2 separate regions of the Homo sapiens genome follow, and region 1 is linked to region 2. The links are chromatin loops, found by intact Hi-C in ENCODE. Cell type or tissue: MCF 10A. All regions are shown on one strand. Each heading gives the region's core, and the rest is flanking DNA. Links, peaks and the distances in the headings are about the cores only.

Region 1 (7,157 bases), core at 638-5,637, 170 kb after region 2:
ATCTTCATCTTTCTTGGTCATTCTTAAGGCTGATGATTCTATTCCAAACTTTTACTCATTAGATCTTACCTCTGCATTTAGGTTATCTGCAAGGCTTTCCAGAAACTGACTCTCAATTGGGTTTCGTTGAGTGAGCAAAGTGAGGTAATGGCTGAGTTTATCATGCGTTGTTATAATTATTCCTTCCCCAAATTTGTCAAATTGTGGTCGTCCAGCTCGACCAAATATCTGCATGACATCTAAAATTCCAAGGTCAACAAAGGAGCCTCTTTTTGCAGCATATATTTGTGTTCCCTAGATGAGGAAAAGTTAACAAAAATTTACATAAACACACACAAATATAATCCTGATGAACTGAATACTGAAATTAGGCAAATATGGCAAGATCTCAAAAGTGTACTTTAACTAATCCTTTCATCATCTGTGATAGAGTAAAATTTTCACAATATAAACTAGATTCTTATTGGAGAAAATAATTCTGACCTTTTATAAATAACATTCAAAGTCAAGGAAACAGCCAAATCACAATATTTTTCTATGTAAGTCAACCCAGAGCCTTGCTTTAAGACACACACAAAATCCATTTATCAAGGAAGGTAAGCTCTTACCTTAATAATAACAGCATGGGCGGGAAGATTGACACCCCAGGCTAACGTAGCTGTACACACTAGGACTTTGATATGCCCATTAGAAAACAAGTTTTCAACTAAATTTCTGTCCTGCCGAAGCATTCCTGCATGATGAATACTAAAACCATCTGGGAATAATTCTCGTACTTGCTTATTTCTCGACCTTTGTACCTAGATACCAAGAAAGCGTAAGAGTATTATTTAGCATTTAAAAGCAATTGTTTTTAGCATTTCTGTTGTATGAGTTCATCAAAGAAATCAGAAAATTATTTTTAAGCATCTTAAGGTATTACTAGGTCTTAGTATATAATGCTTTATATAAAATCATAAAAAATAATGTTACCTATCTTAAAAAATAGGTAATACCAAAATATATCACAAAATTCAAAAGGAAAGAGGTGAAAAGCAAGTGTCTCTTTCATCCAGATGTCCCTTTTTGCAATCAATCAGTATTACCTGTTTCTTAGCCTTCAAAATATACACTATTCAAAATAAAACTAAATCTCAGTGGCTTCTCAACTCCTTAAGAGTAAAGGCCAGAGTCATTACAATGCAAGACTATGGAAATCAATCTCATCCCCTTACCTCATCCACACTAGCCACAATGGCTGGCTTTTCTGAGTATATTTTCCAACAAGTCCATATCTGCTTCAGAGCCTTTACACTTTTACTTCAGACCCACTGCCTTTGAGGACTTCTCCCTTCTTATTGAGATCCCCATGATGCTTCCCCTATGATATTCCTCATTGCGATAAGTCAATAAACCCAGCTTTGTTCACCTACAGCTGTGTTCTTGGTGATCTTTGATAGCAAAGCATTGACCATCTGTTTTAGCTCCTCAACTATAGATGTGCATTGAGTATAGAGGAGTCCTTCCTTATCTGTAGTTTTGCTTTCTGTGGTTTCCATTACCTGAGGTCAACTGTGGTCCAAAAATATTAAGTAGAATATTCCAGAAATAAACAAATCATGTTTTAAGTTACATGCTCTTCTGAGTAGCATGATGAAATCTCACACTGTCCTATTCCATCCAGCCCAGAAAATGAATCGTCCCTTTGTCCAGCATATATAAGCTGTAGACATTTCTCACCCATTAGTCACTTAGTAGTAGGCTTGGTTATCAGATTGACTGTTTAAGTATCACAGTGTTTGCAAGTCACCCTTATTTTACTTAATAATGGCCCTGAAGCACAACATTAGTGATGCTGGCAACTTGAATTTGCCAGAGAGAAGCCATAAAGTGTTTCCTTTATGTGAAAAGGTGAAAGTTTTCAACTTAAGGGAATAAAAACGAAATTGTATGCTGAGGTTGCTAAAATCGATGGTAAGAGCAACAAATCTTCTAGTTGTGAAATTACAAAGAAGAAAACAGAAATTTGTGTTAGTTTTGCTGTTGCACCTCAAATTGCAAGTTACAGCTACAGTGTGATACATAGTTAAGATGAAAAAGGCTTTAAATTTGTGGGTGGAAGACACGAAAACAAAAACGCACTTAATTGACACCAATCAAGTTAGTTCACTAGTATCTGTGGTTTCATATCTTGGAAATATACCCCATGGATAAGGGGGGACTACTGTAATAATGTTACTTCTGGTTCTGTTCTTTGGCCTAATCTGAGCCCAGAGGTGAGATTTAGTATACTTATATGTCACCTGTGTAAGTGCTGTAGCAGAAGGTCTTAAAAGACTCACTGAAGATTCACTATACAATAGGCAGAATTTTTAAGAAAAATTAAAGACCTTAGATTAACATTTAAAGAAATGTTTATATAGTTAAAGCTTCTGTTTGGCCATCACATCATGTGTTTATTTGCTATTGGTCTCAAAATCTCATTATCAATTCATGAGCTTCTTTTTGAACAGTTTTTTCCCTACACTTTTTACTTAAGGGCTGGATAATGGCAGGGAGTAAGATTTCAGGGGACTGGGGTTCCATTCTAGACTTTGCCATACTGATTATCTCTCAGGTCACTTAAAATTTTAAACTTCTAAGTTAATAATATTTAACTAATAAAATTATCTAAGAAAATAGTATTCCATGAAATCTGCTTCAATTATAAAACCAAAAGTAATGCATTAACAAACCACACCATCTAGTGGCCAACCAAGTAAATAACAACTTACACATTTTGAGCCTCTTAAGGGTCCAAAACAAAATACATATATAAACATAACAAAAGAGGAGAGCTTCTTAAAGTTTCAAGGGGGGTGTATTCTTACTTTATTCTTATGCAGTGCAGTCAGCCTGTTAGAAATTATTTTATACATATACTTTAGGACTAATTACACTTGGATCTCATTGCCTCAGCTTTCATCTTTTCAGACAAGCAATATTGTTACTGTAATCTTAAAGCAGCTCTTATGAATATGGAAAAAAGTCCAATTGTGGTGTATTTGCTAAGAGCTCCTTCAGAGGCTAAAGGTAGGGAGAGGAGAAACATTTCACTTACTTCATTTCTTTTCTAATATTCAAGAGTGGATATTCAAAGCCAACAGAGGAAACTAAAACTATTGGTTGAAGGTGATATTCAAATCATATTGCTGGATTGCTGTTTGGTTTTAGGTTAAGTCTGCTTTCTGTGGGCTCCCTGCATTGAAATGTTCTGCTGTCCTTCTTACAAATAGATTCCTTAGTCAAACCCCATTTGAGGGAAGACATGGCTAGGACTGCTGTGGCACCAATGACACAGTAAGAAGTTAAACAAGGGAAGTATGTATCTGTGATAGAGATGTTTCTTATAAAGTAGCAGGTGGATCTTGGAGTACTGACATAGTACCTCCCACTTGATCACATGGGTTTCACATTCAACCAGCATCAGTGGCCAGTTTCACATTCAACCAGCGTCAGTGGCCACCAACTTGGTATATCTCTCTGGTCTCTGTGAGGAACTAGGAGGAGGTAGGAGTCACTTCTATTTCTATTCTTGCATACTCTGTGCATTTTTTTTATTGGTTCATTACAGACTTGAAGTGACAACAATCAAAGTAAGTCTGGGTTTTTTATTCTTAACTATCTTTGAATCTGAATTTTCCATCTGTGGTCTGCCTTAGCTCACAACAAAAATGAACTGGAATCTGGCCGGGCACAGTGGGTCATGCCTGTAATCCTAGCACTTTGGAAGGGTGAGGCAGGCAGATCACGAGGTCAGGAGATGAAGACCATCCTGGCTAACATGGTGAAACTCCGTCTCTACTAACAAAAACAAACAAACAAACAAAAAAAAAATAGCCGGGCATGGTGGCATGTGCCTGTAGTCCCAGTTACTCGGGAGGCTGAGGCAAGAGAATCACTTGAACCCAGGAGGTGGAGGCTGCAGTGAGCCGAGATCACATCACTGAACTCCAGCCTGGGCGACAGAGTGAGACTCTGTCTCAAAAAACAAAAAAAAAAGAAGAAAAAAAAATGAACTGGAATCCCTGGAGATGAGGCCCAGGGATGTTCCTCATGTGATTTTAAAAATCATCATAAAGCAAAACTATTTTTCCACTTTTAGTGTACACATCTAAGAATTTTAAGACATATTTGTGTTAGATTTGTGTAGCTACCATCATAATCAAGAGGAGTTTCTCCACCTTAAAAAAACCCCCTCATGCTATTTCTTTATAGTTAAACTCTTCGCAACTACTACCACTGTACTAATCTGTACTCCAACCCTATAGTTTTGTCTCTCCAAGACCACTATATAAATTGAGTCAGAAAGCTTATAAACTTTTGAAATTAGTTTCTGTCACCCAGATTAATGGCTTTGAGATTCATCTAAGTTGTTGCATATATCAATATCTCATTCCTTTTTATTGCTGAGTAGTATTCCACGGTACTACAGATGGGCACATTACAGTCTGTTAATCGGACCTCTCACTGAAGGACATGGGGGTTGTTTCCAGTTTTCACAATTATAAACAGAACATTTATAAACATTCATGTACACTTTTTTGTATATATTAATATGATTTCATTCCTCCAAAGTAAATACCAGGCATGAATCTTACGGGTCACATGGTTAATGTATGTTTACTTTTATAAAAATGCCAAAGCATTTCTGGAGAATTTTAACATTTTGCATTTGCATCAGCATTGTATAACAGTTCCAGTTGCTTCCCATACTTGCCAGCTTCCCATACATTATATAATTATTATTTTTTATTTTAGCAATTGTAACAGGTGTGTGGTAGTATCTTACCATGGTTTTAACATAAGTTTCCTTAACAGTTAATGATGTTAAACATCTTCCATGTTCTTGGATGTGCATATCTAATCAGCTCCTCAAGTGATTCTACTGCACACAAAAGTATAAGGAGCGAGTTTTTTACAGAAGGATATTTGCAATGATGTTTTTATCCACCTGTGTTATAATACAGCTGTACAATTTGACCTCATGAGACTATTTAGTGCTAAGCAACCTCGTATTTGTTATTGTACTAAATTATTTACATTCCTAAGAAGAGTACCTCCTAACAAATTTATGAAACATGATAGTCACTAACAGACAAAAAAAAAGCACTGTAAAGAATCAAAGAGAAGATCAATAAGAAACATGTATTTATCATATATTAGATCCTAGGAATTCAAAGAAATTTAAGACAAAATCTGAGCTTTGGATAATTTGCAGACTGGTAAGGAAGACAGACTCATATACAAGTGATTTCTATTAAATATAATGTGTTTATGATAGAGGTACAGGGACCAAGATGAAACTTTGTTATTTATGACATGATATTGTCATTTATGACAAAATTATGTCTTATTTACATTTGTATCGCTAACATTTGGCAGGGTGCCTTCTTCATACTGATACTACACATTCCCTGAATGAATGAATCAGTGATCTGATAGTTTGATCAAAGAAGTCTTTACAGAAAATGTGAAACGTGAGTCTTGAAGGACAAGGGATAAACTGCTAAATGGGGAAAGGTAGGCAGCAGGATATATAAGTACCTAAGCTGGGAATTATTAAAGAGCACACACAGTGTGTTTGGAGGGCATTCTGTTCAGAGGGTGTGGGGCAAAAATTAAGAAAATTAAGCTAGAAAAAAGGATTGGGGTCAGGCTTTACATTGTCTTGAACATAGGTGGAAAAGGAGCCAATTCAAGTTTTTAAGCAGTATCAGATTTGTTCTTTAGAGAGGTAACTTCACAGTTGTGCTAAGACCAGAGCAGGTATCGGCCACTACAGCAATCTGCAGAAGATGGAGGCAGGGGAAACAGAAATAACCAAACAAAGTCAAGGTTAAAGTTGGCTAGAAAGTAACCAAGACTGGATGACTGTCTAGAAAGGGGGATGAACATGACATAAAAGAAAAGGAGTTAGAATTGTTTCAAGCTAATCCTTATCTTGGTGCACTGAATATACGATAAGGTAAACAGAATGAGGAGAGTCAATGATTGCCTTTAACTTAGGTACTAAGAAGGTCAGGAGTAAATTATGTTTTGCGCATGAGTTTGAAGTGATCCATGGATAAAGACTTGGGCTTTTCTTCTAAATAAATGGAAAGCCACTGAAGATTTCTGAGAAGGAGAGAAATAAGGGAGACCAGTTAGGTAATCATTGGTAGAACCAATGATTTAAAGATTGTGAAATTGAGAAAAAAAATTAACACTCTTACCTTAAAAGAAAAAAATCAAACAAAAATAGACAGTGGCCATTACTGACTAGAGAAGGAGCTGGCAAAATATGTGCCAACTACCTGTTTTTGTACATAAAACTTATTGGAAAACAGCCATATCAATTTGTTACAGATTGTCTAAGGCTGCTTGAGCTACAACAGGAGGGCTGAATGAATAGTTGTGGGAGAGATCATATGTCTACAAGCTTAAAATGTTTACTACCTGGTCTTTAAGTAAAATAATCTGTATAGCTGTACACAAGTACAACAGCACAAGCACAAGACCCAATATCAGCAAAACGAAAATATCACAATTTGAAAGAATATGAAAGAAATATACTACAGTTTAAAAGAATCAGAAAAGAGCACTTTGTAAAATTCAGTGCATTTCACTTAAACTGTTTGGAATGGATGATTTTCTAGGAAAATATTGTTACTAATATTTAACCTAGAAGTGACAGAAAACTCTAAAATGATAAAAATAATGAAAGAAAATTTAAGAGTTAAATTTAACAGCTGGGCTTTCAAATTTTTAAAGATGAATTAATTCTAATGCTATTAAGAGACTCTAGAGGACAGAAACAGAACACTTAAACTGATTCTACAAGCGAATATAATGGCACTGATATTAAAACCTGACAAAGCAGAAAAGTGAATACAATAACAATATCTCTCTTACAAATATTACTCTAAATAGTAAAGAACTTTAGAAAACAGAATTCATCAATGCATTAAAACAAAATGCCACAACTAAGTACTCTTCAACCCCAGAATGCAAGGGCATTGTACTTAATATGTTAACATATTTAATAATTCAAAAAAGAAAGAACATTATGATCATGTGCAGACATTGAATTTTGACAAAAGGCTACATTCAGTCCTGATGATTAGAGATGACAATATACATCTGAAACTATGCTTAAT
Region 2 (7,157 bases), core at 808-5,807:
TTAGGAACAAGGCTGCACAGCAGGAGGTGAGCTGCAGGTGACCAAGTGAAGCTTCATCTGTGTTTACAGCTGCTCCCCATTGCTCGTGTTACCATCTGAGCTCCGCCTCCTGTCAGATTAATGGTGGCATTAGATTCTCATAGGAGCATGAACCCTATTGTGAACTGTGCTTGCCAGGGATCTAGGTTGCACACTTTTTATGAGAATCTAATGCCTGATGATCTGTCACTGTCTCCCATCACCCCAAGACAGGGCTGTCTAGTTGCAGGAAAACAAGCACAGGGCTCCCACTGAATCTACATTATGGTGAGTTGTATAATTTATTTTATTATATATTACACTGTAATAATAATAGAAATAAAGTGCACAATAAATGTAATGCACTTGAATCATCCTGAAACCATTCCCCTCCCAGTCCGTGGAACAATTGCCTTCCAAGAAACTGGTCCCTTGTGCCAAATGGTTGGGGACTGCTGTTGTAGGGGAAGGATATTCCTTTGCCTTTTCTGGCTTCTTGTAGCCCCACATGCTCCTTGTCTCATGGCAGCATAACTCCAATCTCGGCCTTCTTGTTCTAGTGGCATCCTCTCTGTGTCTCTTCACATCATCTGCCTTCTATGTGTGTCTGTCCACACCTCCCCTTTTGATAAGGACAGCAGTCATGTTGGATTAAGGCCCATCCTAATGACCCCTTTTTAACTGTGGAAGGCACTGTAAAGACCCTATTTCCAAATAAGTTCACATTCTGAGGTCCTGGGAATTAGAACTTCAACATATATTTGGGGGGAACACAATTCAACCCAGAACAGGGGTGAAAGGAGAGAAATCACCTTGAGATTTTTTTTTTTTTTTGAGATGGAGACTTACACTGTTGCCTGGGCTGGAGTACAGTGTTGCAATCTCGGCTCACCGCAACCTCCGCCTACTGGGTTCAAGTGATTCTCTTGCCTCAGCCTCCGGAGTAGCTGGGATTACAGGCGCCCACCACCATGCCTAGCTAATTTTTTGTATTTTTAGTAGAGACGGGGTTTCACTATGTTAGCCAGGCTGATCTCAAACTCCCGAGCTCATTATCCACCCGCCTCGGCCTCCCAAAGTGCTGGGATTACAGGTGTGAGCCACCACGCCTGGCTGAGATTTTTTAAGTAGAAAATGCACAAAAATAAAACCCCTTTCCCGGAAATATTCAGTTTTTCTCCCTAAAGCACAATACTGAATCTGACTTTGTTTTAATCATCCTTTTATACGGAGCCAGCCCTGGTGACCATCCACTCAGGTTAAAGTCATAGAAGACTTGAGGGCTTTGGGCACAACTGTGACATCTCCATACCCTGCAAACCCTTCAGAGAACCTGTGTCTCCTCTGAGGAGGGTGTTTTCACATGTGTGAACAAGAAATAACCCCCTTTTCCCCAAAGCTGTCCTTGGCAGGAAATTAAAGCTTTCTCCTTAACTCTCCACGGACCTCTCAGATGTACAGCTAGTGAAGCAGCTTGTAAAGGAAACAGTAAGTGCTATGTTTTGGTTTTGTTATGTTTGTTTGAGGCATATTATGATTTTGAGTGTTTTTTTTTAAATCAAACATTTTCAAACAACTATTTTTAATGGAAAAAACTGTGTAAGCATAAGGTTAAAAAAAAATCAAATGGTGCAAAACATTAAACATTAAGTCTCTCCCTGCAGTCCCTTCCTCAGAAGCCACTGCTCATAAATTCCTCTGATAGCCTTCCAGAATTATTCTATGGAGAGCATTGAGTTCTTTAGACAATGCACATTTAGTAACGAATGTGTTGTTAAATGAATAGCAGTCTGGGGCGGAGGCTGTAAAATATTCTCCAGCAGGGTCTGTTAGACGTCAGGGACTGGGTTTTACCGCTGAACTCATTGCCTGAAAAATACCTTTAATTTCCTAGATTCTGTGCTTACTTTGCTCTCTTTCATATCAGCTTTCCCGCCACAGGAAGGCATTTGTCTGCCTAATGACCTGCAAGCAGGAAGGATATTCGGTAACCTCATTTTGTTCTGTTGACCTTCGCCGGAGACACCTCAACTGATCCTTTTAAAAGAAGATGGGACAATGAGCATAATGGGTGCTCAAGAAAACTTTCAGTTCATTTTTCTCTGTCAGTTGATTGTCTATTTTAATCCTTAAGCCTGTAAGTTTAAATTTGTATTTGTTCCACAGTCATCTTTCAAACACTTCTGATACACAAGGCTGTGTGCTATGCAGGTGAGGAGACAAAGTAAACTCGTGTCCTGAGAGAGGCTCTGCTGTGGGGGCAGGCTCGGGGGGAGGCCGCAGTGTGCAAGACCGAGGTGGAAGCTGCACAGGACCAAAGGGCCAGGGAGACTGCCTATGGCCGATCTTTGTTGCCTCTTCTGCTCAGAAGCATCTGGATAATACAATTTTGGTTGCAGATTTTGCTTAGTATGTATTTCTTCTATTGATGCACATGAGTTGTGGTATATATTGTGAGAGAGATATGGATTGCTTCTAAAAAGGATTCAAATAATGAAGGAATGTTATACGTGATCTTTTTGATTTTTCTTGAATAAATCTTAGGTTGTGGTGAAGTGGTTACTGCGGTGCTTTGACAAGCCTGACATCCCTTTAAATAGATCACCCATTCGGGTGTGCATCAAAATGACAGTCATTCAAAGTCCTTCATCGTGGGGGTGTTGCTGTATTTGCATCTCTCATCAAAGCTGTCTTTTCTTTATTTAGCACTTTTATGTTTCAACGGGGGTGGTAGTGGTGTTGGGGGTGCTTCGCTTCTATGGCTATAGCTAAAACTGGGAGGTCATCATTTGCTAGTTTCTCTTTTCCTATCAATATGTGATAGGAAATATAAAAACATCAAGAAATATGTTTAATACAAATAACTGAGCCTGCTAAAGTGATACCATTTTACCAAATACACTTTATGGGAGGAATAATATTTAATATCAGCTTCAAAAGTCTGTAAATCAAAAATAAAAGAGAATCTTTTAAGACCTTTGTCACATCATGAAGCATGCAGGCACGCTTGTTAATTCATGATGACATTTTAACCAGTCCTGTTTTGCCAGGAGAGATCATGACAGGGCATGTTCCCATTTCTTAGGAGGTTTACAACTTCAACTTCACCCCTGTAGTCCAAAGAGAGTAACAGGCATCTCAGGAGCCCCACTGTATAGCCGCGGGGCAGAGCCGGCCATTTCCTGGCTCAGGAGGGCAGTGTGAGGAGGGGCTCTGCATCTTGACTTTTCTTCATGTGACTACTAGAGAATGCACCTGTGAGAAGTCTCCTACTGAGTCACAAAAGAAACATCTATTGGGAAATTCTGCAGTACTTCTCATCTTAGAACAGCAGAGAAGGAAAAGCACGCTAACTAGGTCAACTTTTTTCAAATCAGGGCTAATTATGAGAAACTGCTACCTGTGTGCCTCAGCTTTGGATTGGAATATGCTTCAATGGTCACCTTTATTCTACAGTTCCAATATCACCTACATAGATCAGTTTTTGTGGAGAAATCCAGGGCTTCACCTTGGTAGATTAAATATTGACTTAAAAATGTAAACATGTCATACTAGTGTAGACAAATCATAAATTCCTCGTGTCTAATTTATTTTGATTACTGAAGAATCTGAACTTGCATATTGGTTGGCTTTGTGATTTTTATGAAATTAGAAATGATTAGCTGAGAAGTGAGAAAAATATTTGTTGCAGGAATTTTACTTGTAGTAGCATATATTGGAAACAAATATAAAAGCTCATGAACTTAAAAATGAGTGAATAAACTATGATATATTCATACATGTAGTTAAACTACAGCTTCATGTATCAACATTGATAAATCTCAACAACCATATTCAGTGAAAAAAGTTTACAAAATTCTAGACTCTGCCATACTAGTTGTCTATTGCAGTGTAACAAAATACTTCCAAATGTATCAGCTTAAAAGAATACATATTTATTTCATCATAGTTTCTGTGGGTCAAGGCTCCAGGAGTGGTTGAGCTGGTTCCTTCTGGCTCAGGATCTCTCATGAGGCTGCTTACAGGCTATCTTCCATGGCTATTTGCAGGCCTCAGTGGGTCTACTTCCATGTATACTTATGTGGGTCTTTCCCCAGGGCTGCCCCATGACAAAGTGGGACATAGCAGCTGGCTTCTCTTGTAAGTGATCAACCAAGAGAGAGCAAGACAGAGAATACCCAAATGGAAATTAGTCTTCTTATCACCTACATTTGGAAGTGACATCCCATTATGTATTCTAGTCATTAGAGGTGAATCTCTTAAGTCCAGCAGACACTCAAGGGGAAGGGATTGCCCACAGGTGTGAGCACAAGGAGGCATGGATCAATGGGCGCCATCTTGGAGGCTGCCCACCACAACTGCTGTGTACTACTTTTGGATATACGGTATGTGAGAATAGTATAAAAACACAGAACAAAATTATGTGGTAATATCAGTAATAGTTTAAAACATGTACACAAAAGATAATAATTCAGAATAAGGACTAGCTCTGGAATGGAAGAAGAGAACAGCATTGGAAAAGGGTACATCAGGACACCAACTATACATCTAATGTTTTATTTCTCTTTATTAATTAAGTGTGGAAAATGTTATAATTCAATAAATTTGGGAGACAATAGAGGGATGTCCGTTTTGTTAATTTCTCATTTTAAATAGGTTTGAAATATTTCATCATAAAAAATAATGAGCAAATTACAGATAATTAAAACCTTTTTATGCTATTTCCTTTGGGCTTGAAAGGTTGGGTTCAAGTGTTTGGCAAACAGATGTCGGAAATGAGGGAGAAAGAAGACTTGGCTCTTTGGTTTCCAGTTTTGCTTGGGTTTCACTTTACTGGGGGCTTGGGTGTCACAAAGTGACTGCTACTCAACCAATCAATAACATTTTAGCATTGTCTTAGGCTGAGTGTCAGGGATGCTAATTCACCCTCATACTATGAGAAGACCTGACTCTCACCTAATTTGCGGGTGTGGGTTCTGGCAGAAAAAGGAGTAGCAAAGGATGCACGAATGAAAATTAGTTGCTCCACCCCATTTAATAAAATATCTAGAAACAATGATTTCCAGATTGAGCATTTAATAGGTTATTGAAGTATGTTTTCAATGGGATAAACTGGTGAAATGATTTGGTAAGCTTTCTGCTTAGAAAGTTTGCTTTTGCTTATATAGAACTCTGACTCCATAGTGTATTATCCTGAACTTTTAAATAAACCTGTGGGTGATGTATTAGTCTGTTCTCACACTGATATAAAGACGTACCCGAGACTGGTTAATTTATAAAGGAAAGAAGCTTAATTGACTCACAGTTCCACATGGCTGGGGAGGCTTCAAAAAACAATCATGGCGGAAGGTGAAGGGGAAGCAAGGACCTTCTTCACATGGTGACCAGAAAGAGAAGTGCAAGCAAAGGAAATGCCAGATGCTTATAAAACCATTAGATCTCGTGAGAACTCACTCACTATCATGAGAACAGCATGGGGGAAACTGCCTTCATGATCCAATCACCTCCCTCCCTTGACATATGGGGATTATAGGTCCCTCCTTCCACACTTCCACATGTGGGGATCACAATCTGAGATGAGATTTGGGTGGGGACACACAGCCAAACCATATCAGGTGCCATTTGTTTTTCTTGTAATTTATCATCTTTGATTCAAAGCAGTTGATTTTTTTTTTAGTGCACATTTTGTGTTAGGGTAAAAAATGTATATAACATAAAATTTACCATTTTAACCATTTTATACTATATAGTTTAGTGGTATTAAGTGCCTTCATATTCCTGTGCAGCTACCACTACCATTTCCTGAACTCTTTTCATCTTGAAAAACTGAAACTCTTTACCCTTTAAACAATAACTCCCTATTTTCCTTCCTCCCTGGCCCTGGCACCACCATTTTACTTTCTGTCTCTGTAAATCTGACTACTCATATATATGAGGTAATTTATATCAGTGGAATCAAAGCATATTTATCTTCTTGTGACTGGCTTCTTTCATTTAGCATAATATCCTCAAGTTGCATCCACATCATATCATATGGCAGAATGATATTTCATTGTATGTATGTACCACATTTGATTATTCATTCATCCTTTGACAGACACTTGGGTTGCTTCTAAGGTTTGGGTATTGTGAACAATGCTGCTATGAACATGAGTATACAAATATCTCTTCAAGACCCTGCTTTCAATTTTTCCGGAATTGCTGGATCTTATGGTAATCCTGTTTTTATTTTCTTGAAGAACTGTCATACTGTTTTCCACAGTGGTTGTACCACTTTACTTTCCTACCAACAGTGGATAAGGGTTCTAATTTCTCCACATTCTCACCAACACTGGTTATTTTTTGTTTGTTTATTTTATTATTTTTTGGTTAGCCATCCTAGTGAGTGTGAAGTGGTATCTCATTGTGGTTTTGATTCTCAATTCTCTAATGATTAGTGGTGTTAAGCATCTTGTCATATGCTTATTGGCCATTTGTGTATCTTCTTTGGAAAAATGTCTATTTAAGACCTTTGTCACTTTGAGAATCAGGTTATTTTATTGTAGAGTTTTAGGAGTATTCTGGATGTTATCTCTTGTCAGATATATAATTTGTAAATATTTTCTCCCATCCTATGGGGTATCTTTTTACTCTGTTAATAGTGTCTTTTGATGCACAAAAATTTTCAATTTTCTTGAAGTTCAAGTGTCTATTTTTTCATTTATTGTCTGTGCCTTTGGTGTCATAGACAAGAAATAATTTCAAATCCAATCCGAGATATTTGACTTTTAATTATAGTTGCCACTTTTCTTCCTCTGTTCACCAGGGTAGATTATTTTTCTGCCTACTTACTGAATCTATAAAACATGTGCATAATTACAGTTTTGGTGTACTTTATATATCCCTTTTTTCATTTTAACATCTCAGTTTTTTTAATACTTTAAGTTCTGGGATACATGTGCAGAACGTGCATGTTTGTCACATAGGTATACACATGCCATGGTGGTTTGCTGCACCCATCAATCCATCATCTATATTAAGTATTTCTCCTAATGCTATCCCTCCCCTAGCCCCCCAACCCCCTAACAGGCCCTGGTGTGTGATGTTCCCCTCCCTGTGTCCATGTGTTCTCATTGTTCAACTCCCACTTATGAGTGAGA

The links. A loop is a pair of places that touch in the nucleus more often than their neighbours do. Peaks named below come from ENCODE experiments on the same cell type or tissue, not always from the same donor. Only the 100,000 strongest peaks of a DNase experiment are listed, where the experiment ranks them.
Region 1: a loop joins it to region 2, with 5 times the contacts of the local background. A loop is called at or near these places in 15 of 110 quality-filtered maps.

The regions. Positions count from the first base shown.
Region 1 is chr6:100,661,737-100,668,893 of GRCh38, forward strand. ASCC3 (activating signal cointegrator 1 complex subunit 3) reads right to left here. Exons shown (of 42, transcript NM_006828.4): 15 at 609-800; 16 at 70-294. Among named protein-coding and RNA genes, the nearest start is that of SIM1, 200 kb to the left of the region's middle. In MCF 10A, for the core only: a CTCF peak has its summit at 2,739 (motif pointing left); no DNase peak of the experiment used is centred there.
Region 2 is chr6:100,490,186-100,497,342 of GRCh38, forward strand. No RefSeq gene overlaps it. Among named protein-coding and RNA genes, the nearest start is that of SIM1, 29 kb to the left of the region's middle. In MCF 10A, for the core only: no CTCF peak of the experiment used is centred there; a DNase peak (open chromatin) is centred at 3,216.